Regions from separate parts of the Mus musculus genome. Here regions 1 and 2 are each linked to region 3. A link is a loop called in an ENCODE intact Hi-C map of the cell type or tissue named here. Cell type or tissue: gastrocnemius. All regions are shown on one strand. Links, peaks and the distances in the headings refer to the core of each region. The heading gives the core; the rest is flanking DNA.

Region 1 (10,043 bases), core at 3,142-8,141, 350 kb before region 3:
ATGTTAATGAAATAGTAACAACAAAAGATTATTTTGAAAGAAGATAACATGAATTTACATAAGCCAGAAATTTTGTTAATTTTAAATTGATTTATTGAAACTGGATTGAAATAATGTACTGTATTGGGGAAGAAAACCAATTTTGGTATAACTGCTATGTATTTGAAAAACGAATGGAAAACAAGGCATTATTGTAGTTTGAAAATAATAAAATTCATCTCAGCACTGAGTAGTAGAGTGGATACAAGCTCCCTCCCCTAACCGAGAAACTATTTGTGATCCCTGCTGGAAAAGAGAAAATCAGTTTTCTCCAATGAAGTCTCGCTAGGCATATCAGGGTATATCAACTATAGTCCAGAGGAGTTGGCTAACACAAAATGGACTCTTTTTTTTTTTTTTTTCTTATGGACTTTTTGTTTTTATTGTTTCATTTTGCAGGTTTTTTTTTTTTATCTTACTGGGTTTTTTGTTTTGTTTTGATTTTTTTTTTTAAATAATAAAAAGCAATACCTTAATGTTAAGAGATGGGCAGTGTAAAACAAGACCACTTGGTGCACACACACACAAAGAAAATAATACAATTGAATTTAGTTAAAATAACATATTTTCCCCTGATATTTCTGCTTGAGTAAAAAACCATTTTAGGGTGTTTGTTTGTCTTGGTAAATAAAAACCCCTGAGCGTTGACTGAGGCTGTAGCTCACTGGTTAAGTGCTTGGCTAGCACTAGCATCTCTTCCTTAATGGCTGATCCTAGTCCCACACGAACCTGGCGAACCTGGCACGGTATACAAGGTTGTAATCCAGCACCGGGCGGTGAAGACGAGGACCCGAAGGTCAAGGGCATCCCCAGTGATACAGTAACTTTGAAACCTGCTTGTAATGCTTGAAGTCCTGCCCTCCCCCACCCCAAAAAAAAAACCCAGAGATAACCTCCTCTTGTAGTAGTAACACCCGACACTTTGTTTTAAAGAAGTACCACCTGCGAAAGAGACTCCTAAGGAAGGAGCTGCAAATTCCGGACTGTCCATTCTACTGGAGCGGATCATTTGTGATCTTGAAAAATGCCTTGGGACAGCTTTATCTTCAATATTAGAAACAGAAATGAAAATTGCTTTTGGAAATCTTTGGATGGAGGTACCTATTTAACTGTATTAGTTAAGATTTCTTTCTATTATTGATGATTTGTTATCTTAGAATGATATTTGTGAAAATTAAAAAGCTTTACAATAATCTATATCTCACATTTTCTCTAAATGTTATAACTTAAAACATTTTGAACTGATTTTATGTATCTATTTTGTGTTTGTGTATGTATGTGCACAAGTTTGTGTATGTGTGCAAGCATGTGTTTGTCATGGTGGTCCCGTGGAAGTCAGGACAAGTTGGCAGGAATTGGTTCTCTTTTTCTATCATGTAGGTCCTCTGGATTAAACCCAGGTTGTCGAGCTTGGTGGCAAATGCCTTAATATGCTGAACCATCTTTTGATAATTATATGATAAACATTTTTTAAAGGTTAGGACTAAGCCAGGCAGTGGTGGCGCACACCTTTAATCCCAGCACTTGGGAGGCAGAGTCATTTCTGAGTTTGAGGCCAGCCTGGTCTACAGAGTGAGTTCTAGGACAGCCAGGGCTACACAGAGAAACCCTGTCTCAAAAAAAAAAAACAAAAACAAAACCCAAACCAAAACCAAACAAACAAACAAGGTATATTTAGGAAAATTAAGGAAGAAGAGGTACTTTACGTGACAATGTGTTTTTGTTTTAAATTAATAGTTATTCTTTTTTTAAAAAAAATTAGCTAATAGTTATTGTGCATATACTATGAATATTTGATACATTGGTCTCCTAGAGCTTAAATTAAATCCTTAGAAGTCTTGCACAAGGACTAGGGATATAGCTCAGTTGGTAGAATAGTTGCCTACCATGCATGAAGCTACAGGTTTTATTCCCAATGCCACATAAACTGTGTGTAGTGGCACATGCCTATAATCTTAGGAGTTAAAGGTAGAGGTAAGAGGATCGGTGGCTCAAGATCATCTTTGGCTATGTTGGAGCTTAGGATACAAGAGACCTTGTTTCCAAATAACAAGTAGTCAGTACTTCCCTCACTCAGTTCAATTTGGTCAAAATGTTTGACAAAATATATTTTACAGACTTTTATACCATGTAAATATGAGAGTAAACATGATCATAAGATATTTTGAATTTCTTTAACTTAGTATCTTTTCTTTTTTTTTTTTCATTTTTTAATTGGGTATGTAGCTCATTTACATTTCCAATGCTATAACAAAAGTCCCCCATACCCACCCACCCCCACTCCCCTACCCACCCATTTCCCCTTTTTGGCCCTGGCGTTCCCCTGTACTGAGGCATATAAAGTTTGCAAGTCCAATGGGCCTCTCTTTCAAGTGATGGCCGACTAGGCCATCTTTTGATACATATGCAGCTAGAGACAAGAGCTCCGGGTTACTGGTTAGTTCATAATGTTGTTCCACCTATAGGGTTGCAGATCCCTTTAGCTCCTTGGGTACTTTCTCTAACTCCTCCATTGGGGGCCCTATGCTCCATTCAATAGCTGACTGTGAGCATCCACTTCTGTGTTTGCTAGGCCCTGGCATAGTCTCACAAGAGACAGTTATATCTGGGTCCTTTCAGCAAAATCTTGCTAGTGTATGCAATGATGTCAGCATTTGGAAGCTGATCATGGGATGGATCTCTGGATATAGCAATCACTAGATGGTCCATCTTTTTGTCACACTTCCAAATTTTGTCTCTGTAATTCCTTCCATGGGTGTTTTGTTTCCTATTCTAAGAAGGGGCAAAGTGTCCACACTTTGGTCTTCGTTCTCTTGAGTTTAATGTGTTTAGCAAATTGTATCTTATATCTTGGGTATCCTAAGTTTCTGGGCTAATATCCACTTATCAGTGAGTACATATTGTGAGAGTTCCTTTGTGATTGGGTTACCTCACTCAGGATGATGCCCTCCAGGTCCATCCATTTGGCTAGGAATTTCATAAATTCATTCTTTTTAATAGCTGAGTAGTACTCCATTGTGAAAATGTACCACATTTTCTGTATCCATTCTTCTGTTGAGGGGCATCTGGGTTCTTTCCAGCTTCTGGCTATTATAAATAAGGCTGCTATGAACATAGTGGAGCATGTGTCCTTCTTACCAGTTGGGACATCTTCTGGATATATGCCCAGGAGAGGTATTGCGGGATCTTTTCTACATTTAAATGAAACACCAAATTTAGCCAGCATGATTTTTTTTTCTTAATTTAATGTTTATTTCAAGTTCACATTTGTAGCTAGGAGAAGTGTTACAGCCTGTTAATTGTAGCTGAGGTATTTATTCCAGCTACTCAGCAAGATTCTAAACTTACCAGTGTGATATGTTTGCTACCTAATGATCAAATGCTGATCCAAAAATAATAGAGAATAATAAAAACGATCTTGGAGGATTAGTATAAATTGGATCTTTCATAGAAATATGGAGGTTTCAGAAAAAGGCATTGACATCTTCCTGAATTATTTACAAATATCTATATTTATTTATAAATATATCTATCAGTTTTCTATAAGTATGTCTTTGTAAGTGTAGGAAATGATAATACTGTTTGATTTTCCCCCCTCTGGTAGTCTGAAGTATTTAGATTATTTTGATTACGGAAAGGACCATATAGGAAAGTAGATTGAAAGGCTAAGTGGTTACTAAGTGGCACTTGTTCTTGCATAGAACCCAGTCAGGTCCTAGCATTCACGTGGCCACCCACAACTGTAACCCCAATTCCAGGGAATCTGATGTTTTCTTCTGGCCTCTGAGGGGACCAGGGACACACATAGTACACAAACATGCAGAAAAACTCATACACATTTTAATAAGCACTAATTTTTTAAAAAGTAGGTTGAGGTACTATGCTTCTTCACTAATTAGAGTTTGCTTTCTTTGTGTACTAAAAAGTTATGAAACTAAAGGTTACTAATATGAATTCTATAAAATCAGTCTGTGATAGACTTACAGTTTAAAATTGTGATTAGCACTTCTTACTTTAAAAATAGTCTGACTAGCTATATTTCTATTAGGGATATGTATAGAAGTTCCTACATTGGCATGTTTACATAATAGGTAAAACAAATCAGTAGATAATGATTTTGTAACTTTCTAGGTGCTGTATTTGAAACCACCATGGACTCTAATAAATCTATTACAGTGCTTTAAAAAACATTGGCTGGCTGTATTTGGATTAGTTATGGAAAATAACTTGCTTGTAACTGTTGAGAGCCTATATGAAAATCTCTGTAAAGGTATGAGTCTTTCATTTTCTTTCACAGTAATTGGTTAAAGTATTAAGTGAATCTAGTGTGGTGGCACATGCTTATAATCCAAGCACTTGGTAGGTGGGGGCGAGAGGATCAGAAGTTAAGGTAAACTGCTATTATATAGTGAGTGCAAGGGCAGCCTAACTATATTGAATTCTTTCTAAAAAAAAAAAACCAAATAAACAAGTCAACCAAAAATGGGCTGCAAAGATGGTTCAGTAGGTAAAGTACTTGCTATATAAGCGTAATGACTGCTGTTCAGATCTCAAGAGCCCAGAAAAGGCTGGGTGTGGCAGTGTGCTTTAATCTAGTGCTTGCGAGAATTCAATATATAGTTTAGGATGACCTTGAACCCATGTTTTTTCTGCTTCCCCTTCGTGTGCTGAGATTACAGGTGTGTACCACCATTTCCAGCTTTTAAATCGATTTTAAATTAAAAAAATAATGATGTATAATGTTGCTTACTGTCTTTGAATAGCAGTGCCCATAGTTCTTCCATTGTACATGGGTATGACTTCAATACTTCAATATACCAAGCTTAATTAACGTCCTTATATCAATTCACGGAGAAATGTTTAAAAATGACTGGTTAACTTTTGACTTTGTTTCTATATGAGTTTTTTGTTTTTATTATATATAGAATTTATTCTTATTTTTCTTTCCTTCAGAATTTTAACAAACACTATTTTTCTCTTAGTTTTTTTTTTTGAGACAGCTTCTAGTGTCTCAAATGTTAGATTTGAAATAGCTCAATAGCTCAGCTAAATAGCTGAGGCTGGCCGTAATCTTCTCTTTAGCCTCTCAGGTGCTGAGATTTTCAGTGTGCCAGCGTAACTATTAATAAAGCCTTTTTGCTGAGATTTGAACTCAGGACCTTCGGAAGAGCAGTCAGTGGAGCCATCTCACTAGCCCCTAGAATTGTTAAATATTGCTGGGTGTGGTAGCACATGACTTTAATTCTAATACTTGATTACAAGGCTATATAGCAAGTGTGGTCTATATACCAAGTTGCAGGCCAGCCTGGTTACATGTGAGACTCTGTCTCAAAATATAAAATAAGTATAAAGTAAAAAGAATTACTGAGTAATTATTAAAATGTCTTTTTAAAAAGGACTTTATTATTTTTATTTTATATGGATATTTTGCCTGGTCATTCTGTACATAAGCATGGATGCCAGAAGAGGGCACCAGATCCCCTGGAACTGGAGTTAGGGTTGCTGACCACAACATGGGTGCTGATAATCAAATTCACATCTTCCACAAGGTGCTCTTAACAGCTGAACCATCTTTCCAGCCTTTAAAATTATTTTAAAATTCTACCTGACTCTTCAGAATCTCATAAGCAGATTCTTATATGTGATACACAGGGACGCTTTATTCATTTTTAACTCACTTAGCCAAGGAAAGAAAGCCATGTTCAGATGTAAATATAATAGTTTCTAGAGGTGAGGGTATAGGTCAAATAGTGAAGTGCTTCCACATACTCATAAGGCGCTGAGTTCAATCCTCAGAACTTCTTTAAGAAAGTTAGGTGCAGTAGTGTGTATTTGTATAGAAGGACAGGAGAGAGGACAGGAGAGGGGACAGACGGATCTATGGGGATTGCTGGCTAGCTAGCCTAACCTAATTAGAGGAGCCCCAGGCCAGTGAGGGATCTGATTTAAAAGCACCTGTGAGGAAAAACACCTGAGGTTGGTGTGTGTTTGTGTCTCTGTGCGTTTGTCTGTCTGGCTGTGAAAACAGCCTTCAAATCTATGAATATTAAAACAGAAGCAAACCAAACATTAACACATGAAGATTTTGCCTTTGGAAGCAACTACCTATCATTATGCTTCAATGATGAAAAGTATATCTTTTCTCTCATTTGTTTTGTGATATTAAAATTTACTTTATTTTGTTTTTAAGTGTTTTTTGTTTGTTTCAGGCAGTTTTTCACTATGTAGGCAAGTCTGGCCTTGAACTTGTAGCAATTTCCCTGCCTCTAAATCTTGAGTACTGAAATTATAGGCATGCACCTCTATGTCTGGCTTTTTTTTTTTTTTAAATAACTTTAGACCTTTGAAATGATTGTCCCCAATAACTTGGTAATTTAGTGGAAATGTTTGAGCTTAATGAGAGAAAGCTATTATGGTAGGTTATCTTACTCTATAGGAGGAAAATTCTATTTTCTTTTGTTTATTATTGTTGTCCAAAGTTTTTGTTTATTAGCTGAACTTTTATGTACAAAGAGATAACATACTATTTTTAATAAATCTTGTTTTATATATGATAGAATTTCAAGTTGCTTGCCTCTTAACATATGACACTCACTCCTCTGTAATAGTCATCTGGATGTGAGACAGTTTCATCTTTGAAAACTCTGTGCTTGGGTTTTTTGTTTAGTGATTAATCCTTTTTACTGAAGACTAGAACATTCTACTTTTCTTTACTTTGAAGCTGACTGTGTTCAGGGAGCTAGAATCTGAATACAGAGTACCAGAGTCAGTGTGAGCTTTGTCTACGAATGTGTGCAATTGTTGCTTTCTACACCAGAGAGACATAGTTTTGTAAATGCCTTCTCTGATTAAATTGTAAAATTAATACTTGATTAGTGTTTCAAGGAATTGTTGTATACCCGTTCTTTCATATTTTCCTTAATTTTTCTCTTACCAGCAAATAAGGCAGTGGATTTTACAACAGTGAAATTCTTGCTTCAGGATTCTAAAAGTTTGTTACATGCCTTCAGTACAAGGTCAAATTATGATGGAGTTCTTCCCCAGACCTTTGCTCAAGTAAACAAACTACTGCAAGTACTCGCAGAGGTGAGACACCCATAGATTGTTATTTAGATAGCTCATCACAAACATTCCAAACATGAATTTAGTGGCCAAATATAAAAGGATTCTATGACTTTTACTTATTCTAGTATTCTAAAGGCACTAAGTAAATACCAAGGACATTGAAACAGAGGCAAGGCTTATCACAGGCTATGGAACATAGACCTTCTATAGAAGTTGTATCACAGTAGTTGTTGAAGGATTTATTTACTTATTTATTTAGTTAATTTATTTTTTTTGAGGTAGAATTTGTGTAGATAGTTCACCTAGTCTCAAATGCACGCATTTTTTCTTTTTAGGACTTTATAGTATAGAGATTATGGATATATATCACTACACACTTTAGATTTTATTTTTTTTTCTTGTTGAATTTTTTATTTCCTTTATGGACAAGAGAAAGTTGTGCACACAAAGAAGAGGGGCTAGAGAGATGTTGCTCTTGTTAGAAGATGTAGGTTTAGTTCTCAGCATTTATATGGTGGCTTAAAACCATCTTTAAATTTAATTCCAGGGGTTTTGACACCATCTTCTGACCCCTTCAGGTGCCAGGCATGCCCCTGGTATACATACATGCACGTAGCCAAATACTCAAACATAAAATAATTTAAAAGAACAAAAAAGTAAGTTTTTTAGATTTTTTTTGAGACAGGATTTCATGTAGCCCAGGCTAGCCTCAGATTTACTATGTAGCCAAGGATAGATAATCTTTTTTTGTTTGTTTGTTTCTGTTTTTTGTTTTTTTTCCGAGACAGGGTTTCTCTGTGTCCCTGGCTGTCCTGGCACTCACTTTGTAGACCAGGCTGGCCTGGAACTCAGAAATCTGCCTGCCTCTGCCTCCCGAGTGCTGGGATTAAAGGCGTGCGCCACCACGCCCGGCATCAGGATAGATAACCTTAAGCTCCTGATCCTCCTACCTTCATCTCCTGAATAGTGGGATTGTGACTGAGTACTATCACTCTTGTTTCTGTAGTGCTGGTTATCTAATCCAGAGTGTCAGTCAACTGAGGTACATCCTGAACCCTAAAATATATGTTACTGAGAATTGTTTGTATAATTCATTTAGATTTGATACATGCCTGTTTTTAAAAAAAGGTCATTTGTTTTATGTATATAAGTACACTATAGCTGCCTTCAGCAGAAGAGGGCACTGGATGCCATTATAAATGGTTGTGAACCACCATGTGGTTACTAGGAATTGAACTCAGGACTTCTGGTAGAGCAGTCAGTGCTATTAACCACTGAGCCATCTCTCCAGCCCTTGATACATGCCTTAAATATTTATTTATGTCTCTAACTTAAACAATAAATACATTATTTCCAAAATACAATATCTTAATTGAACTTGAAAAATACTAGGTGTAATTAGTTTTCACTAATTAGGTATCCTAATTTATCAATACTGTTCACCATCTATTTGCTTCTGAGAAACCTAAGATGAAACAGTGAATTCGTACCATTTTTAGCTATCTCTCTAAGAGGGTGGAGGTAGAAAAGGATGAAAACATCCATGTCTTATTAGCTTTCCAGACACCAAAAAAATGTGATGAACCACATGTTAGAGTAATTCAAATCAATTTTGTTGATTAGGTTTAGATTTTACATGTTAAAGATCCTGACCTGTGGGTTTTTGTTGCTGTTTCATTTTTTTGCCTCTAGTACTTCAAATTCTTTGAATCTTTAAACTGCCCCTACTTGTAAAATAAGTACAGTAATAATTCTTAGAATTTCCAGAAGAATGAGCTAAGTTACTAAAGAACTTAGTACCTAGCAAACAGAGCTATGTGTTTATTTAAAAAAAGAATGAAAGAAAGCCCCGCTTGGATGACTCCGCTTGCATGACTTTGTATATACTCTTGATTTAAGAACCAGAGCAAAGGAGAAATAGGTAAATGCTTAACTCTAAATGTTTATGGTAATTAAAACATTATCTGAGTTATAGGTATAGCTCAGTGGGAGAGCTTACTTATCATGGACAGAGCCCTGAGTTCCATCCCAGCATTGCCACAAACATTAATTTCAGGAAAAAAAATATAGGTCCATTATGTATGCTTATTAATTTAATATAATTTAATATAATCAGACAAAATGATATCATCTCTTTTTGCTTTCTGTCCCACAAAATAGAGAATGGTAAAACCTGTGCACCTGATGTGGGGTTATAACCTCCTTTATATATTACTGAGAATCAAAGCTTTCTATTTCTTAATTTCCTCCACTTAAAAATCTAAATTGCTTCTGTTGCATAGGGTTTTGGTTTCTAGTACTGGATATTCATGAGAATTTGGTGAGCTAATATAAAACCTTTAAGGATCTATATATAGCATATTTGCATAAATAGTAAGTTACTATCTATTGTGTTAAATATTTTATTTAAAACATAAAAGTAGTAAGACATGAAGTTGAGTTACTGATTAGTTTTGAACTCATCCTTTTATTAACGTGGAAACTTAACCCTAGGGAAATGAAGTATTGTTTTGTGTTGGCCAACTCTGCCAAGGCATTGGAGTCAACCTTAAAGTGTGGTTAATACATCCAGTGAGACTCTGTGGAGAAGACTAATTTTGCCTTTATATGAAGGTATCAATTGCAAATAGCTTCTTGGTTAGGCATGAGAGCCCCTGTCCACTTGACCCTCCTAGTCCTCGGACCCCATCTGTCTTAAACCTGTACAGGCCTTGTGTGTGCTACCAATGTCTCTGAATTCATGTGCTTCAATCTTGTGTCTGCAAGACAGTTTCTTTGGGATAATATATCAACTGTGGCCCTTAAAGTTATTCTATCTCGTATTCCACATAGATCTTTAAGCCTTGAGGGGAGGGCTTTGATGACAAAAATCCCATTTAGGACTGAGTACTCCAAAGTGTCTCACTCTCTGCACATTGTCCAGTTGTGGGTCTCTGTTA
Region 2 (10,043 bases), core at 3,059-8,058, 310 kb before region 3:
AGAGAAATCTAAATTCAAACCCAGCCTGGGCTACATCACAAGATGTCTCAAAATAAAACAAAACAACAAAAAGCAAACGAGAAACAGCAAAGATGTGGCATACAAAGTTAAATCACTTAGAGCCAATGTGACAAATGGAAATGCAGTACAGGTTCTAGGTGTCAACAGGAGCAGTCAGGTAAGGCTTTCTGAAAGGCTAGGGAGGAATGGGGCTTTGCAATAGAAAAGCTGAGTACACAGCACACATGGAATGTAGCAAAAGAGAATTAGGAAATAAATTTGGAAAAATAGTATCTGTATTAGGACGAAGCTGGAATGTGAAACTATGCTGGAATGTGCATAGGACTTCTGTTAAAATCCAGTGTGTGTATGTGCTTCATGCATGGATATCACAAGACAACCGTGTGGAGTAGGTTTACCTCTTCTACCTGTTGCACGGGTTAGAAATCAGGTCACCATGACTGACACAGCAAGCAGCTTCACCTGCTGAGCCATCCTACTGGCCTAATCACAGGATTCCTTTTTAAAGATTCATTTACTTTCATTTTGTATGGGTGTTTGGCTGCATATATGTCTATGCAATACACCATCTGCATGTAGTGTTTGCAGAGGCCAGGAGAGGGCATTAGACACTCTAGAACCAGAATTACAATGGTTGGGTGACATCTATGGGTGCTTAGAATTGAGCTTGAGTTTTCTACAAAAGCAACAAGTACTTTAGGTTTGTGGGGCATTTTGTTTGTCTTAACTGTTTAACTCAGCAGTTCTCAATCCGGGGGTGGCAACCCTCTGAAGGTCAAATGATCTTTTCATCTTGGTCACCTAAAGACCACTGGAAATAGATTTATATTACAATTCATAACAATAGCAAATTACAGTTATGAAATGGGAACAAAAATAATTTTATGGTTGGAAGGCACCACAACATGAGGAACTGTAGTAGTCGCAGCGTTAGGAAGGTTGAAAACTACTGGTTTAAATTTTGTTACACAGATTATATATAGAATACACATAGCTGGTCTTTATAAAATTTTACTTAAAAAGTCTGACCCTTTAAAGAACATTTTTAGTTTGCTGGCCCTTATTCAAAGCCACTTTCTCTGCTTAAAAATCCTATGACTAGGGGTGTTGGAGAAATGGCTCAGTGAGCAAAAGTACTTGTTGCTAATTGTTCTTTCAGAGGACCCGAGTTTGGCCCACATCAGGCAAGTAGCTCAAAACCACTGGTTAACTCTAGCTCCTGGGGACTCAAAGCCTTCTGGTCTCTGCAGGTACTTTCCCTTATGTGTAGACCACACACATACATGAATCTGTTGTATCAGACACTGTCAATACACCACTCTAATTCCATTTACTCTTGGGAACACACACTATCTTGAAACTGATCTAGTTTATGCCCAAGCCAGAAAGGTTCATGTCAAGGCCAAGCGACAGTTCTGTGTAGTGATCTGACAATGTAAGTAATGCTATTTAACATACTATCAAAATTAAACATACCCATCAGAGATGTAGCATTTTATGTAACTTGATTTCCCAATACTATCTTGTCATCATCATCATAATCATCATAGAAAAATATACAAGTAGCTTAAATACAAAAATATTGAATGGAATCTTCACTGAGAGAGACTGTCAGTCAAGAGGACAGGTTTTCCTTCCTTGTTACCAAAAGGTCAAAACAACATGCTCACCCAAGATGGGAAGGGACTGAAACTCTAAATCTTGGGCCTAATTAGATGTTTTGTGATAATTTCTACATCCTAACCCCTCAGAACACCTTGCCAGTATACTACTTTCACAATGTGTAATACGCTACCTGCTTGACTCGGTCCATCTTCAGCTTCTTGGCTGCAGAATAAACATCTTTTACTAATTCCTTATCAGCTTTCAACCTATTTAAAAAAAAAGGGGGGGGGGGGGAGTTTTTGTAGTTATGACCAGGCTTTTCACATCCAGACACTCGGTACTTGATGTTCTGGTTCATTTGAAGGCACTCACTGAGCCGTGTATGCATAATTCAGCAAGACTTCAACAGCTTCTGGATTGAGATCATCCAACTTCACATGAGAAACTCCATGAGGGTCACTGTCACTATTGAAGATTTCAAATAGATAGGGGCTACAGCAAGCCAGGACTGCCCTGTGTGCTAGCATCTCATGGCCACAGACCTGAAATAATGAAAACCAAAATGAGAAAGAAGTCTTGCTGACTATGCACTCAACATACCAGCTTCCTCTGTCTCACAGTTCTAGTTAAAAGTCATCTCACCGCTAGAAAGTTGGCTCAATGGTTAAGAGCACTGGCTGCTCTTCCATGGGACCAGCACCTACATGGTAGCTCCTAACCACCTGTAAATCCAGTTCCAGGGAATCCTACCCGTCTTCTCAACTCCACAGCACTGCACACATGTGGCATGTGGTACAAGTCATACATGCAGGCAAAACACCCATACACGTAAAAAAATAAGATCTCAAAAAACAAGACAAAACAACAACAACAAAAAACCCCCTAGTCATCTCATTAATTGCCTGTTTAGGGGGTGGGGGCACAACTTATGGTTTTATGAGTTTACTTTTTTAGTAACAAAAGGTCATGAATTAAGTTTTAAATACCTGAAGTCGAACATCACAGAACTGCCCACTCTTCCTCAAGGCATTTAATTTGGCAACAGATGATTCAATAAAATTTTCATCTTCAAACATCAAATATCCATTGGGAATCATTTTTCCTTATAAATTTGGCTAAACAGAAAAAAAAAAGAAAGCTAAGTTATTTTACATGTAAATAGTTCTTAAAATTTTTCAAGCAGGGTATGGTGAGTCACACCTTTAATCTCAGCACTTGGGAAAGAGGCGGGTAGATTCCTGAGTTTGAGGCCTGCCTGGTCATACACAAGACAGTAAAGTCAAGGACAATCACAGTACACAGTAAACCATTGTTTCAAAAAAGAATGTTATGTATTTTTCAAACATACCCAAATTCTATCCTACCAACACACCAAAACATTTATTGCACAAAATCCTAGCTCAAACAACACTGGTCCAGGATACGGATGACCTCAGCCTGACTTTGATCCTATGACTTTGTAACCATCACCCAGTAGTGAGCATCTCAACAACCTAAACCTGGTTTCCAGGTCAAACACGCATTCCTCCGGAAGGAAGGAAAATGAAATCTTTCTCTTTCCAAACCTATACAGCAAGCGGCTTAAGAGAGGCATGTAGGGATTTGGCTGCTGTCCATCCGTTACTCTCAAAATTAAACCAATGTTCACTTGAGACATCTCATATAGCCCAGTCTGGCCTTCAATTCAGAACCCAGCTGAGACTGGCCCTGAACTCAATCCCCCTTCCTTATCAGAGGCACATACTCCCAGCCCTGGAAAACTAAAATTCTTTGTAAAGACACCATTTCCTATATACAACACTGGGAACAGAACCAAGGGCTTCAAATATGCTAGGTAAACACAACCACTGAGCTACATCTCCAGCCTATTGTTCTCAAAACAAGTTTTTAACTTAACTTATAAACCAGTAACTTATACTAAATGAGTAAGAGTAAGAGATTCAGTTTAAAGTAACTTAAAAGTCAGAATACACAAAAAGGAATACTAAAGGAGGAAAGAAAAAAATCAAATTTTAATTAAAAAATTTTTAAAAATGATAAAGATGCTTGTTAGGTGCCTGCAAGATGGGCACTAAACAGGTCGTGTACTTACCACCTTGCCTGAGGACTTGAGTTCAAGACCCAAGGACCCACAAGGAAAAAGGAAAGACCGCCCCTTCCCCCACCCCACACACTGTTAAAAAGAAAGTTTTCATAGCCAAATGGTTAGGATCTCTCTGACCATTTAAACATTGAGATAGAGTCTATACTCAGTACAGTTTTCAGAAAACCCGTGTCTTTAAAAAAATGGTATTTATTATTAAGTTGGGGAAGCATGCCCCAGCCCTAGGGTGTGTGGAAGTCAGAGGCAACTTTGTTTAATTCTTCCTTCTACCAGTGTTCCCAAGGATCAAATGTGCGTTGCCAGGCTTCTGCAGAAAAGTGCCTCTTCTCACTGAGCCAGCTCACACCCCAAACAAAGTTACTGCTAAATATGCAGAATATTCACTTACCAACAATTACTGAAGAGAAATGTGTCACTGAGAACGCAAATGATCCAAAGACAAAGAAGGAGTGTTGAAACAAAGCACTTCGTTACAGTGTGAAGAAAGGTGGCTGACTGAAGGGAGATGTCTTAGGCTTTAATGGTGGTTCCAAAACTAGCAGGCTTGAAAATGATGTAATCAAGTCCTTAAAAGCTATAGACATGAATTTCTTCTGTGATAATCATGCATCATAATCTGTAAAAATAGCATATCTAAGTTAGATATTTGGAAGAATCAGTCTGCCATTCATGTAGGTAGAATAGGTCATATAAAATAAGTTATTCTTTGAGGTAAAAGGCAAAAAATATTCACATTACATTAAGAAAACAAACTATTAACAACTCCTTTTTATTTAACATACAAGTACTCAGTGATTTCTTTAAAAAAATCCTTTCTTATTATTAAAGAAGGATATACTAGCCTAGGAAGTAAAGGACAAATATAAATATTAACTGTAAAAGTATTTACTATTAGATTCCAGCTACCATGAAAACACCCGATGTTTGCTCTAGGAGCCAGGAAAGCACCTTTGGGCACTCCTCCCAGACACATATATGCTATAAGCCAGATACCCCACTGCCCAAGGTGTGCTTGGCATTTAACCCTGCCCTTGTTTCATGCTGCCTTTCTAGCTGGAAAATCCTTAAGGCGACTCCTGACAGGTGAACTCCTTTAGCTGTGGAGCCTTCGCCAGTTCCCCGGGCCCCACACTCAGAACCTCTCTGAAGTCACGCACAATTGTCCAGAACTGCTGTTCTGTGCTCAGCTTCCAGGCCGATCCTCTGCCTTGGTCATTTTAAAGGGCAGCCTGTGTTGCATGACCATCTTAAAAACAAAAACTGTATCAACTCTATTACACTGCTATGATGTTGATTTCTTCTGCTTTATAATTTCTTATCTTTTCTTACAAAACTAGTTTTAACAAAACAAATGTTCTCTGAAAACAGGTAATCCCATACCATGTACATACAGAGACCATACTGGAGATTTATAAACATTCTAAACTTGAGTTCTGCCTGTACATGTCTGTTTATCATGTATGCAGTGCCCTCGGAGGCCAAAAGGAGGCAATGAATATGCTGGAATTGGAGTTACAGTGTGACCAGCTACATGATGCTAAAAATTGAAACCTGGGGCTGGTGAGATGGCTCAGTGGGTTAGAGCACCCGACTGTTCTTCCGAAGGTCCAGAGTTCAAATCCCAGCAACCACATGGTGGCTCACAACCATCTGTAACAAGATCTGACGCCCTCTTCTGGAGTGTGTGAAGACACCTACAGCGTACTTACATATAATAAATAAATAAATCTTAAAAAAAAAATTGAAACCTGGTCCTTTAGAAGGTGAAATATTTATTATTTTGATAGCTTGGATGCTCTAACTTAGATTTATTGGGGTAGGAGTAAAATTACTATAGTCTTTAAGAGAAAAACTTTGTAGAGACTGTTTGGGGTAATTCTGGCATATGCACTTGTACAATATGTACACTACAATACTGCTTTCAATTTTGAGAAATAAGGTCTTTTTATTTAATATCTGACTTTCTGCTTACTACAATTTTAACATATGAAATGGGCACACAAGCCAATATCCCTAGCACTTAGGAGTGAGATGGGAAGATTAAGAGTTCAAAGCCCACTTGAGTTACATAGTAAGTTTCAAGGCTGACTGAGGCTACATGAGACTGTCTAGCAAAGATTTTAATATGAATTTCGCCTTTATCAGTAATACCTACCCATTGTTACAACTCTAAAAAGCTAGCCAAGTCCAAATGACCTTTAAATTAATACAAACTTGTTTTTAAAAGTTCATGTTTACTTTCATTAAGATAAGCTTGGGTATATCAGATGCCTTCTGGACAAAATAGCCACACTACATAAAATTTTTTTAAAAACTTAAAGTATTCTCAAATTTCATGTTTCTTATTTCATATATAAAACTTATGCACAGTAACTAATGATATTTTAAAATGGGGGAAATTTTATCTTTCAAAAGCCAGACCAAGGCTCAAACATCCCTAAGTCATATAAGAATATAAAATGTACTTTTTGTATTTAAAATACTGTTTGAGCCAATCCATTTTTAACACTGAAACTGGTGTGAAAATGAATATATACTGCTAAAGACATTTCAGTTCCTTAGTGTGGTTGGTAGAAGAAATGGAAGACAGGGGACTTACTATTTGGTATTCAAGAGTTACTATAGCCCAGAAGATTAGCCTAAGTGAAATATAATCCAGCGGGTCTTACAGAGCTGTGAGAACAGCGTATCATTTCCCACCCTCTGCTAAGCAAAAGGAAACATCACATTTTCAAACATTGCTAAGGTAAACCACAAATATTTAAGTTTCAAGGTAATTTTTTCCAAAGAAGTCAATCACTTAGTAATTTAAGAATTCCCTCCCCAGTGTTGGACTAAACCCAGGGGCTCAAGCATATCAAGCAAACACTTAACCACAAGCTACAGACACTTGTGATTCTAAACATGGCAGACACATACTGGAATAAAAAAACTTAGAACAAAATGGAGTTAGCTCAGTTTCTGCAGCCTTAGATACCGTAGAGGCGGATAAAGCAGAGAAACCGGCTCAGGCAAAGAGGAAGATAAGACATGGCAGCACAGAGTCCAGAAACTGTGGCTGTTTTGGTTTCAATAGAAGGTAGACTGCAGGATGCACATGGTACACGGTGAAGCGGAAATTACCAACTTATTTTAAGGTTTAAACAATGCTAAGTATGGAGACCAGATGAAGGTTTGACAAAAGGGTGTTAGAGAAGGTGTGGTGGGGGCATGCCTGGAAAGAACATGGAGACATTTAATGAAGATTAGACACACCCATGCTGACTTGGTCTTCAACTAAGGCGCTGAGTGAGGGCTGAAGGCATCTTAACATGGGCGCACCACTATCAACATGCCACTTTTAGAATAAGAAAGAAAAAAGAAGCAAGACTGGGATGTTCTAATGCTGAGGTACTTTTGGATATCCAGGCTGACATCAGAAGTGTAAAGAGTACTGTTACAGGGCTAGAAACATTAACACAGTGGTAACTGAACCAGAAATCACTCCAATAATACTTTTAACACCAACAGAAGGTAGGAATATGCTCAACCTTCAAAAATTCCTACCTGCAGCATCTGACTATACCATCAAACTGCTAAAAAGCTAGAAAACAAAAACAAACAAACAAAAACCCAACCAAACAAACGAACAAAAACAACAAAAAACCCTCTGGGGTAAGTCACATTAATATCACTGGCCAAGACAGTCAAGAAACTTTTTTGAAAAACTAAATTTATATGGCACTTAAAACATCCAAACAAGAAATGCAAAAACAAGGTCAACCTCCCACCAATAACTAAAATAAAGCGTGAAATGCTGTCTTTGGAAAAGACAAAGTTAGAAGGCAACTATAAATTAAGACAAAGGCTACAGAAATGGGAATCTATTAATTAACTCAAGATTTCACTAATTAGGAAATCAAAAGAAAGCCACCCCAGGCCTCCCTGCAAGGAAGCCACCAAAGTGTGGGTTTGATATAATGCCTGCTAGGTGGCATTACAGCATATTGGTTTCAATCCAGTTCTACCCAGTCAATGTTTACATCCAGGCTTACAAATAAGTCCTTTAACATTTTAAAGATATTAAAGACTTAGCAGGATTCAACCTGAAACTATTTTCTTAGTTATTTTTTTCCTAAGTCAACCACTGGTGTTAAAATTAAAGAAAATATGGCTAAGGTGATTTAGTCCGTGCGGCTTGTGTGCTCTTACTTCCAGAGCTATGGTGTATTGCCAAAACAGGAGACCACAACAAAACTCCTAAGAACTTGATATCTGGGTGTTCTAACCTCCACTACTGACAGACATTAAACAAAACGTTGCCTTTTAGGCCGTCCGACTTCTTTTTGATCGAAATGTTTGCTCTCCGGAATCATTTATCTGCAACTTATTGAGGGAAAGGCGGAAATATTTCTCAAATTTGTGTGTGTGTGTGTACAGATTTCCTTACGTTAATCTCCACTCTGACACTCCCCGGTGTCTTATCAACGAGGTCCTTTACCCAAAAATAGAAAAAAAAAAAAAAAGGTGATCGGACGAAAAGCCTGCTCTCCACCTATTTCTTTCAGAGAACATGGAGCCTGTGCCCCGGCGCGCCGGGGACCCCGCGCTGCAAGGCCTGGGGCGCGCTCTCGGCGGGTACAGCGAGGCACCCGCACACCCCCGGCCGCGATTGGCCGCGATTGGCCGGCGGCGCAGTCACTCAGAGCTGACACGTCAGGGCAGCCGCTCCCTCGCTCCTCCCGCCTCCTTTTCCCCGCGCTTGGCAAGAAAAGCGGGCAACGTGGAGCTCGAACAAAGGACCCCGTGGTCCACGGCGACCAGGGACTCCGTGCCACCCCACGCCTAACCCCTGGAACCGATGCGCTCTGAGGGCGGCTCTGTGTCCCCACGCGCCGGCCGCGGGGAGTCTTAGCCCGGAGAGCCCCAAACCGCAGCCGGCACCTCGCTCCTGACAGCGGGAAACGATGTCTACAGTCCTCGGTGGCCGCCGCTCTCATCCGGCGGGTCATCCCTCCTAGTCCTCCGCCGGGCCAGGTCCCGGGGACCCTCCGTCACCCAGCGCGGAAGCCTGACGATCCCCGCCCCGGCGGAGGAAGGTCCGGGACCACCGCGCTCTTCCCCCGCCAGCCGGCAACCGAGCCGAATGCGGAGCCCCGCGATGCCCGTGTCTCCCGGGACAGCGGGACGCTCCGCACCACCACCATCTTCCCACCCCGCCCTCTCCCTCCCGCGGCGCCCGCGTACAGCGCGTTACCTGGGTCATCTCTGAAGAGATGGCGAAATTCATCTCCAGAGCTTCGACGGGCTGCAGGCGGAAGGCGCTGGAAGGGGCTCGGGGCGACCGGGCGGGAGGCTGCGGGCTGAGGAAGACCAGTGGGTACTCGCGGGAACTCGCTCGCCGCCACGACGCGCCCAGCACCTCCGAGCGACTGACCGACCTCCACGCGCGTCCCGAACACACTGCCACCGCCGCCGCCGCCGCGCGCGCTCGCGCCGCACTCCCTCGCACGTCACCACGTGCGCTGCCGCCAACGCCTCCCGGCCGCTTCCGGCTCTGATGCCTGAGCGAATCACAGGCGAGCTCCCGGGAAGATCCCGCTCTGAGGCTCCGCCCCCGGACAGGGCCCCGCCCACCTCATAGCTCTTTTCCTCAACCGCCCCCTCCTTCCTTCTCGGCTCAACTAGGTCAGCGCAAGGTGATCCGGGAGAGCGGGGCGGCGGGGACCGCTCCTCCTGTTACTTATCGAGCGCGCGCTCCCTCCCGAGCCTCACACCCTCGCTTCGCCCTTTTTTTTCCACTGTCCAGGAACTGGTTCCCTCCTTCCTCTTCCACCTGCCCTACCTTCTCCAGAGATCCGACGTGGCGATTAGAGTTCTCAGCGTCACACTGACTTCTAGGCAACTAGCCTAGACTGGAGCTGCGTGTTGTGGGAACCCCGCGGCAGTAGTTGAGCATCAGGCTCTTACCTTGGAGGTGGAGGGGTGAGAAGAATGGAGGAAGAAGGGATAAGTCAGAGGAGGGCCTGAACAACTAGCCCCTCTATTGGCCTGCTTTGGGTGAGCATTCAGTGAGTGTGTTTAAAAAAAAAAAAAAAAAAAAAAAAGGTGAAAGAGATATTATCGGTGTGCCATAAAATGCGTGTTCACTTCTACTTTTTGTCCCCCTCTGGTATCAGTTCCTGATGTCTCGACTTCTTTGGACAAAGAAAAGTAGCTTGGGGAATTGTTAGTCCCTATCTCTACCCCCTGGGGCCTTTTAACCCAGGAGCCAAGCCCAGTCATCCACCCACCTTGCCCCTAGGAGGCAGGCAGTTGTTTAGGTCAAATGTGA
Region 3 (10,043 bases), core at 2,071-7,070:
TCACACCCATCACCATGAGAAAGCTGGTACAGATATGAGGCGACGTGGCTAGTACACCCAGTGCCTGCTCTCACGGCTCAGTTTCCAGTATGTGAAAGGAGAGCTTAAGATTTATCTCCTCCACATCTTTTAATCTTCGGAAAATCAATTATGAATGCAGGCTCTCTGAATCCTTTCTGCTTTGACGGGATAAACAGTTTTATTTTCTACCATGTATGTTTCAAAATCTCGAAGTGACAATCTCATTCATCACTGTAAAGCACCTCTATTCCTGGGATTAGTCCCTGTCATAGAGGTCTCAAATGGTGTTCATTTCATCAAGTATTTACAATGTAAATTCATAATTGAATAAGACAGACATACGTGTGTTTGAAGACTTATAAAGTACACAACATGGGAAGCCGGGGACTCTGACAGAGGAGGAATCTTTGCTTGTCCTTGGATTTCCCAAACCAATTGAATAGAGACTACTTTTGTTAGGTGATGTCTGCTTAATATGGCAAGGCTGCATTTTGGGTTAAGAACCCATGCTCGTTTTAAAAATTCTCTTTCTCTTGCCTTTTTTCGAGGCAGAGTTTTACTGTATAGCCTGACTGGCTTGGAACTCACTATGTAGATCAAGTGGCCTCAAATCTCAGTCTCCCAAGGAGAGTTTTTAATAAACCCAGCTTAAAAAATTATTTTTTAAATGTAAGAGTTCACGGAAAAAAAAATCCGAGTCTTTGAGAATTGATGATAGGTTAGGCTCATGGGGTAAGGAGAGGGTTAGAAGATACTGGAAGGGAGACAGACAGGAGGACAGTGAACTCTATCCATTGTGGAAGGAGCAAAGGAGAGGAAGTCACGTGACTTCTGGTTTACCCAAGTTCATTCACTCGGTCCCCTGCCCTGTGTTTACCTTTAAATCAGTTCACCTATTTGGTCTCCAGTTTTATCCTGTGTCAAATGGGGTTGGCAAGGCAAGATGTCCTTCTAGGGTGTTATCTAGGCTGACTAAGTATAGTCTGGGCTTATTTTGTTTTGAGAAGTAATGGATAACATTTTTGTACTTTGGTGGAAGGATGATGTATAAGTCAGTCTCACCTTTATAAAGCATTTTAAAAAAATGAAGGTTCTTTTGCAGTGGGAATAGTATTGTTTACTATGATTTAAAAATGTTTGTCTGGCTCTGTGTGTTAAGATAAAAACTAAATCAATAATGTTTTTAAAATGATGGCAATTATTTTAGGTGGACAGAGCAACCCATAATTTCATTGCTACATTTTTTTTTTTTTTATGTTCGCTCGGCTTTCTGGCAAACAAATGGAATGAGTCTTTAAACCACTGAGGAATTAGAAGATGCCTCACGTTCAGTGGCTAACGGGAATCACTCCATAAGCCCACAATTGTATCCCACTAATGCATCCTGTTGAGTCAGGTTAGCGCAGTCCTGGGGAGGCATTGTCGCTCTGCACACAGCTTTGTGTCAGGTGGTCGACCTCACTGTGAACTGTGCTGCATTGCTTTCCTGAGCTTGATGGACTTAATGGCCATGACGCGGATTGGTTGACAGAGGCAGAGAACAAAAGAGATTTCTGGAAGGCATTAGCGGCCCTGAATAAAAAGTATGCACATTACTGGATTGTTTTGGTAGTAAGTGATCATGAGTCATTGTTTATAAACTCACTTGCATTTGTTACACAGAAGAGAAGTGCTTTGGTAAAAGCCATAATTATTCTGGAAGATACTCGCTCATCATTGTAAAGATACTGCCTCACAATGCCGGCGCTGTTTGTAGTCAAATGTTATGCTGATACTACAAATAAGTATTTTTCTACCTGATAACTTGCTTTTGCCCCTTCCCTGTAATTTCTGGGAGTAATAAAGAGTACTTCCTGCAAAGCAAAATTCTGTCCCCCCTGAAAACAACTTGGCTATACAAAATGTGAGGTCTAGTTTCCAGAGCAATAAGAGCTTTGAAGGAGTTGGAGGATAACATATCAGCCTTTACTTTTAACGATCCTTAAGAGTGCAGAATATATTTGAATTCAGAATTCTGTAGCAATTCTCATTTAGCGTTCATTCTTTGACGCTGCAGTCGCCAAAGCCTTCTGACTTCCTTCAGTGTTCACAGCCTTCATCTAGACTTGGATTCACCAGTTCTGTATATGTGCCCCAGAGTCGGCATATAACAGTGTTATATATACAGACTCACTCAGACATAAGGAAGGTTGACGCTGTTTGCAGAATAATCGGTGGAACTGAGGAACATCACGATAAGTGAAGTAAGCCATTCCTATAAGAATAAATATCGTGTGCTTTATCTTCTGTGTGAAATATCAGGTAAGAATAAAAAATGAAAGCAAAAGGGGGGAATCGTTGAGATGTGTGAAGGGAAAGAGGAGAGAACATTTTTTCAGGTGCTTCTCGGTATTCCTCAGTTGAGAATTCTTGGTTTAGCTCTGTACCCCATTTTTTTGTGGGGTTATTTGATTTTCTGGAGTCCATCTTCTTGAGTTCTTTATATATACTGGATATTAGCCCCCTATCTGATTTAGGATTGGTAAAGATCCTTTCCCATTCTGTTGGTGGCCTTTTTGTCTTATTGACGCTGTCTTTTGCCTTTCAGAAACTTTGCAATTTTATGAGGTCCCATTTGTCGATTCTCCATCTTACAGCTCAAGCCATTGGTGTTCTGTTCAGGAATTTTTCCCCTGTGCCCATATCTTTGAGGCTTTCCCCCACTTTCTCCTCTGTAAGTTTCAGTGTCTCTGCTTTTATGTGGAGTTCCTTGATCCACTTAGATTTGACCTTAGTACAAGGAGATAAGTATGGATCGATTCGCATTCTTCTACATGATAACCACCAGTTGTGCCAGCACCATTTGTTGAAAATGTTGTCTTTCTTCCACTGGATGGTTTTAGCTCCCTTGGGAAGGATCAAGTGACCAGAGGAAGTTGGATGCCCTGGATCTGGAGTCATGGATGATTGTACACCACCCAACTAGGATGCCGGCAACGGAACTGGGGTCCTCTGAAAGAGAAGCAAATGCTCTCAAACGACGAGCCAACTCTCCAACCTCTGAAGCCCTATTTGTAATATACCTTCCCGTCTGAGATGCTATTATTACTAGATCCAGGCCAGACCGTGATCCAGGCTCACTAACAGAATGCGTGCTCTTCAGTTTTTCATCGGAGAGTTTCAATCTTGAACTTTTTTGTTTGTTTGTTTGCAATACAATTTCAGTTACTGTACGTAGAGAACAGAAGGCCTGAAAGGGACCGGGTGGCCTCAACTTAACTCAGCACCATCCGCTTGACAACCACTTTCGGCTTCTAGAAATTCTCACAAATGGTTTCGTAGATTCAGGCCTTGATCCAGCCACCGTTCCAGGAAAAAACAAATAACCTACGTGAAGCTTAAGTGCGGCTTTTTCAGCACAGGCCCTAAGATAGGGCTTGCGTTAGGGAAACAGAAGTGCGGAAAGACAATTAGCATTTCCTGCCTTTTGGCAGAACAACTCAGTTTGTAGAATAAAGCCCTGGAAGAGGAAAACAAGCCTCTTTGACCCCAACTGAACTTCCTCGTGCAATTCTCCCCATGGGGAGGAGAGTCAACTGGCAACTTCTCTGTAATAGTGGAAGGCCGTGAGCACGAGGCTCCTAGCATTTGGTGGAAAGAGCAGGTGTGCACACCCACGCTGTGGGAAGGTCATACGTGCTGAGAGGCATCCAGTGGCCTTGCCATCCCCAAAGAGTCTTCCTCTATTACATAACATTTTAACAAGGCCTCAGTGAGGACCCAAATAGCATTTCATTTGCCTGCCAAGGATCCATCGCTAGGATACCGTCCATCCCATTGCTTCCAGCAGAGTAAATGACAGTTAGTTAGCAGTTTCCACCAGCCGGTTGAGGCAGCCCACCGAAAGCCTAAGACCCTCAACCATTCCCAAGTCAAGTCCTTTGCTGTGACTTGCTCGAAAGTCTTCACTCAGCTTAACTGTCCCGCTTCTTGCCTTTCCCCTTATCTGGTTCACACTGGCCAAGGACCGGGGTAGGGGCTAGGGTACTGGAAAAAAAGAAAAAAGAAAAAGTGCTAGATGAGACATAACTGCAAGCAAGACAGGAGTCTATAGGACTTGTTACTTAAAAAAAAAATATTCCTTATGGATCAGAATAGTGAAATCAATGTTACAAGCCAAGCTGTCAAATTCAGTTTCTCACCTAAGGCTACACTGACACACTGAGTGCTGCATAGATGTCCCAGACTCCATCTTCCTTGCTGATTGGGTTCAAATTGGTCTCCTGTCCCACCCCTGGGCTTAGCTATCAAATGGAAACCCTTCCCTGTATACACTGCTCTCTGCCGTCCCTCCTAGGCTGCCATCCTGAATTCCAACTAACTCGTTTCAGTTCACTGGCTCTTTGCTCCTGACTGTAGCTTACATGCCAACTTTATCTTCTTTATTTCCTATTTCCTAAGCTTGGTGGCTGAGTCGGAACCCTCTGCCACATATTCACTTCAAAGCTACTCAGTCTTGCCTTAATACTCTCCCACATGGAATTAGAGAGGCCGCTCTTCACAGTGAGCTCTTGGCACAGGGCTTGTCACACAGAACAGTCTAACGACTGGTTCACTGCGCTACCTCGGCTCTTCGCACTCCGTCTGAGCCACGGGTTTCACTTGCTCTCTGCTCTGACCCTGGGTATCCAGCTTGCTCCACAGATTTCCTTCCTAAGTGTTCTTGGTCCTGGAATTCTAGCCATACCCAAGCCCTTATTCACTTCATCCAACAGAGGAGTCCACACCTCTACCTGCCAACTAGATGGCCATGACTGGACAGTGAACCCCACATCCCATTACCCTGGATTCTTTTAAACAGGCTGATATTCCCTTGTACCAGATCTTCCTTAGGAAAGTTGGCTCTGCCACAGCAGTGCTTTTGACATTTATTCTGGACTGTCTCCCTTTAGCTAACGTGTCCACACTCACCCCACCCCCACTCCCCATTTCTTATTTTCAGTTTGACTTTTCCAGGTACCATTCTAATCTAATCCCTCGAACCTGGCTTATTTCTGGTCTCTGATTGCTGATTTTTGGCGCCCTCTTGTGGATGTTGGCGGGAGTTTTCCCTTTCTATGAATCCTGCCCAAGTCAGTGCTGTCCCACCTCATTTTTCTTTTTTCATTAATTAATTTATTTATTCACTTTACATCTCGATTGCACCCCTATTCTTATAAGTTCCTCCCCCACTATCCCCTCCCCTCCTCCTCAGAGAAGTTTCTGAGTATTACAAATAAAGCCGCTATGAACATAGTTGAGCAAGTGTCCCTGTGGTGTAGGGTGGCATCTTTTGGGTATATGCCCAGGAGAGGTATAGCTAGGTCTTGGGGGTAGAACTTTTCCAAATTTTCCAAGAAACTGCCAAATTGATTTCCAAAGTGGTTGTGCCAGTTTGCACTCCCATCGGCAATGGAGAAGTGTTCCCTTTGCCCCACATTCTCGCCAGCATGTGCTGTCGCTTGAGTTTTTGATCCTAGGTGTTCTGATGGTATAAGATAGGATCTTATAGTCATTTCATTTGCATTTCCCTGATAACTAAGGACATTGAACTATTCTTTAAGTGTTTCTTGGCCATTAGAGATTCCTCTGTTGAGAATTCTCTAACTTTAGACTCTACCTTTAAAGTTGGGTTATTTGGTTTGTTGATGTTTAATTTCTTGAATTCTTTATATATTTTGGATATTAGTCCTCTGTCAGATGTAGAGTTGGTGAAGGTCTTTTTCATTCTGTAGGCTGCTGTTTTGTCCTATTGATGGTGTCCTTTGCCTTACAGAAGCTTTTCAGTTTCATGAGGTTAGTTTTTGTAAAGTCTTTAATCAAGATATATATATAAAATGAAGGTATCCATCTTTAGGATTAAACTTCATATATATATATATATATATGGTATATTCTTAGTTTCAGATAGTAAAATTATAAATATGTTCTTCTACAGTGTAAACATTTATTATTTAAAGCTTGGTGTTATTTGCCTTTCAAGCATATACAAAGGTAGAAAAATTATTTAGCCAGTTCCTATCCATCGCCAATTTTATTCTATCTAAACTCTCTTCACCTCTCTGAATTGTCAATATGGTATTTTGAATCCAACTCCAGACTTTGTATTACTGTGTTGGTAAATGTTTTAACATGTATTTTAGCAGATGCCCTCAGTTTCAGTAAAAAAAAAAAAGTACATAATTTCAATATTATCATCTCACAAAAAATCATGATAAATTCATAATATCTTAAAATATCCATGTCTTAGTCAGGGTTTCTATTCCTGCACAAACATCATGACCAAGAAACAAGTTGGGGAGGAAAGGGTTTATTCAGCTTACACTTTCCACACTGCTGTTATCACCAAAGAAAGTCAGGACTGGAACTCAAGCAGGTCAGAAAGCAGGAGCTGATGCAGAGGCCATGGAGGGATGTTCTTTACTGGCTTGCTTTCCCTGGCTTGCTCAGCCTGCTCTCTTATAGAACCAAGACTACCAGCCCAGAGATGGTCCCACCCACAAGGGGCCTTTCCCCCTTGATCACTAATTGAGAAAATGCCTTACAGTTGGATCTCATGGAGGCATTTCCTCAACTGAAGCTCCTTTCTCTGTGATAACTCCAGCTGTGTCAAGTTGACACAAAACTAGCCAGTACAATCCATTTGTCATAGGTAGCTTCAGTTGGCAAGTTGACACATCTGGAAAGAGGAACCATCAACAGAAGATTGCCTTTTCTTGACTGGCCTGTAGACATACTATGGGGACATTTTCTAATACTTATTTAACATAGGAGGGCCCAGCTACTATGGTCTTTACCTTTCTTAGGTAGGCAGGTGATTCCCAGATTGCATGAGAAGGTGTCTGAGTAAGCCAGAGGAAGCAAGCCAGTAAGCAGTGTTCTTCTCTAATCTCTGCTTCAGTTTCTGACCTGGCTCTCTGATATCCACAGCACCCTGCACCAGAACAGCGTATACAGTTTGCTGCACTGTCCCTGTTCCAGTCTAAGAATTATGCAGAGCGTTCCTCATGCAGTGAGTGCTCCACACCGGAACCATTACTTTTAAAAATGAAGGTGGGTTTTTATCAAAGGAAGCTTTTGGGTGGGCGAGGAGGGAAACAAGATAAAGAAAGAGGCATAAGGCTGAAGCCAGGGAGGACTCCCAGGCTGAAAGTCGGACAGGATTCCAGAAAAGTCAGGAAGGACTCCAGGAAGCTGATTTTGTTATGGGATTCAGAGCTTAAAGACCAATAAATCCACCGTCAGGATTAAACTTCATTTCTGGGGGCTGGATTGCTTCAGATGAAATTTAAGCTAGCTATTGGCGATATAATGATCATGTATTTGTGTATTTTATAGTCTGCTAACTTGTGTAGTGGCTTTGAAATCTTGATACTTATATTAGAATTTTATGTAAGCAACATTTCTTTTCTAAAAGAAGTTTTTATAAACCAATCATGAAGTTTTCTTTTTCTTTTTTTCTCCACTAAACACATGCTGCTGGACTTTTTATTTATTTATTTATTTATTTTAGATTTCTCTTAAAAGTCGATTTAGGATCACACTTCTTTGAGGAACCTATTAGGCAAACTTGTATTAACATATTAACTTTTTTTATTACTTTTGAAAAGTGTATACATGTGTACAGTGAGACTGATCACCTTACTCCTGCTCTTTCAACTCCACCGTAGCCATCTCAACACGATAGCCTCCCAATTCCATGCCTTCTATTGTTTTTCTATGATGGTAAGTGCAGTTAGCGCTGCTGGTCCACACATGGGTGTGGGGCCATCCACTGGAGTGTGGAAATCTAATCAGTCGTTTATATCACATCGTGCAAGGCACAGAAGACAGGACTCTGGTAAGCGGCTACTAGGGGGCGGAGTCCTTAGATTAAGTTAAAATGTAAGGACTTCTGTGTGATATGAAGCTGAACTTTCTGCAGCTCTGTTGAAATGGAAAAGATTTGCCTTCAAAAGGACTTTCGAAGAAACAGATGGGGAAAATCCTAACCATCCAGTTTGTAAGAATCCTTTCGCTGTTTATTTTCCATGGGCAGAAATTCTTTTTTTTTTCTCTCTACCTAAAAACATATCAGTGCTCAAAGTATGAATGGCTACTCTGTAAATTCAGCTAGCCCATGTCAATCTATAAGGTAGTTGCAAAACAGACCAATCATAAGCCTTGTGACATACACAGCAATTCTGTCTATGAAGTAGCAATGCACGTGCTCTAATAATTCCCGATCATTACTATTGATTCGGCGGTCCTTTGGTTTCTCTCCGAAATTCTCAGATGGCAAATTAGACCCTGGAACTTCATGTCTGTCTCTCTGAGCACAATGCCCACTCCGTTCCCCGGTCCACAGGATTCTCTTTGGTTTTAAAATATGTGTTGATTCAGAACGATGAGATTAGATTACTCCGTGAGTAACGGTGATCACTGCCAAACATAATGACCTGGTTTCTATTCCTGGGACTCATGTGGTAGAAGGAGAGAACTGGTTCCTGCCATTTGTCCTCTGACCTCCCGTGTGTGCTGTGGTACACACACACAAGCACACGTCCATGTGCATGCATGGGTGCATTAAATACATGTTAAAAAAGGAATTTAAAAAACCATATAGATTTGTTAGTTTTCAAGTGTTGCAGTGTGAACCGATTTACAGAACATTGTCGAGGAGCTTGGAGTCTGTGCTAACGTGGCAGGGAGTCCCCAGTCACGGCATATCAGAAAGCTTATTACAACTCCCGTTCTTCCATCCTGTAATTACTATCATTTCTCCATCTCTACCCATCCTCGTTTTTACATTACTAATATACATTATAGGTTTGCCAATGATATAATGCAGAAGTTAGGTTGGAATTTAGACATACTTGAAGCATGTGTGTATACTTGTGGCTTTGAAGTTCTTTCTTCTATTACAAAGGAAATAAACTGCAGAGCGGCATATAGCTTCTGGCAAGAACAGCATTTCAGCTTTATTCTTGGAAAAGGAATCCCCCCCCCCGTGTCTGGTACAAATTATGACTCTTAACACTGAGTTTATTTTTATAGAAAGCTCAATTTATCTTAGAAACTACCACGAACAACCATTTAAGCGAAGGCCAAACGTTAATGCGGGGTTTGATGGTGTGTACTCCATTGCCCTAGCTTTCAGTAAAATTTTGTATAATGCATTGCATAATGCTTCCCTTAGATATATTGAGGTATAATTGACAAAACTATATTTATTTAAGATGAGTGTGGTGTGATGTCTTCCATTCGTATGTATTTGAAATGACCACCATGATAGATAAATGTATCAATAACTTCCTATAATTTCCTTCCTTACCTCTCTTTTTCCTTTTTCCCTTCCCACTGTCCCTCTTTTATCTCCTCTCTTCTCCTCTATGTTCTCCTGTCTCACACCTCCTTGCCTCCCTCCTTCCTGCCCACTTTCCCTTCTATTTAATATCATTACTGATCATTGTGGAAAGATAATGGGAACTTCTGGCCCAACAGATGCTATATTTTCGAGATAACCAAGAGGTTTCACACTGACTTTGTGAATTAACGATAGATTGTATCAATTCATTGTTGATATAATCCATTTTTTTTTTACTCTGTGTACTGGCTGGTTTTGTGTGTCAACTTGACACAAGCTGGAGTTATCACAGAGAAAGGAGCCTCCCTTGAGGAAATGCCTCCATGAGATCCAGCTGTAAGGCATTTTCTCAATTAGTGATCAAGGGTGGGAGGGCCCATTGTGGGTGGGACCATCCCTGGACTGGTTGTCCTGGGTTCTATAAGAAAGCAAGCCAGTAAGTAACATCCCTCTATGACCTCTACATCAGCTCCTGCTTCCTGACCTGCTTGAGTTCCAGTCCTGACTTCCATTGGTGATGAACAGCAATGTAGAAGTGTAAGCTGAATAAACCCTTTCCTCCCCAACTTGCTTCTTGGTTATGATGTGTGTATAGGAATAGAAACCCTGACTAAGACAATCTGATATATATATCTGCCTCCCAAATGCTAGGGTTAAA

Evidence for each region. Peaks named below come from ENCODE experiments on the same cell type or tissue, not always from the same donor. Only the 100,000 strongest peaks of a DNase experiment are listed, where the experiment ranks them.
Region 1: it touches region 3 in a loop (4-fold over the local background); 11 of 42 quality-filtered maps call a loop at or near these places.
Region 2: a loop joins it to region 3, with 2.9 times the contacts of the local background. A loop is called at or near these places in 15 of 42 quality-filtered maps.

The regions. Positions count from the first base shown.
Region 1 is chr1:151,385,702-151,395,744 of GRCm38, reverse strand. Swt1 (SWT1 RNA endoribonuclease homolog (S. cerevisiae)) reads left to right here. Exons shown (of 20, transcript NM_025819.4): 13 at 973-1,136; 14 at 4,171-4,309; 15 at 6,977-7,125. Among named protein-coding and RNA genes, the nearest start is that of Swt1, 38 kb to the left of the region's middle. In gastrocnemius, for the core only: a CTCF peak has its summit at 5,496 (motif pointing right); no DNase peak of the experiment used is centred there.
Region 2 is chr1:151,343,679-151,353,721 of GRCm38, reverse strand. Ivns1abp (influenza virus NS1A binding protein) reads right to left here and starts at 9,224. Exons shown (of 15, transcript NM_054102.2): 1 at 8,967-9,224; 2 at 4,119-4,346; 3 at 2,613-2,741; 4 at 1,999-2,168; 5 at 1,817-1,892. The coding sequence starts at 2,723. It also overlaps the pseudogene Gm10138. In gastrocnemius, for the core only: a CTCF peak has its summit at 5,190; no DNase peak of the experiment used is centred there; H3K4me3 peaks cover 1,797 bases; H3K27ac peaks cover 2,334 bases.
Region 3 is chr1:151,030,208-151,040,250 of GRCm38, reverse strand. No RefSeq gene overlaps it. Among named protein-coding and RNA genes, the nearest start is that of Gm36297, 21 kb to the left of the region's middle. In gastrocnemius, for the core only: a CTCF peak has its summit at 5,106 (motif pointing left); a DNase peak (open chromatin) is centred at 5,080; H3K27ac peaks cover 1,741 bases.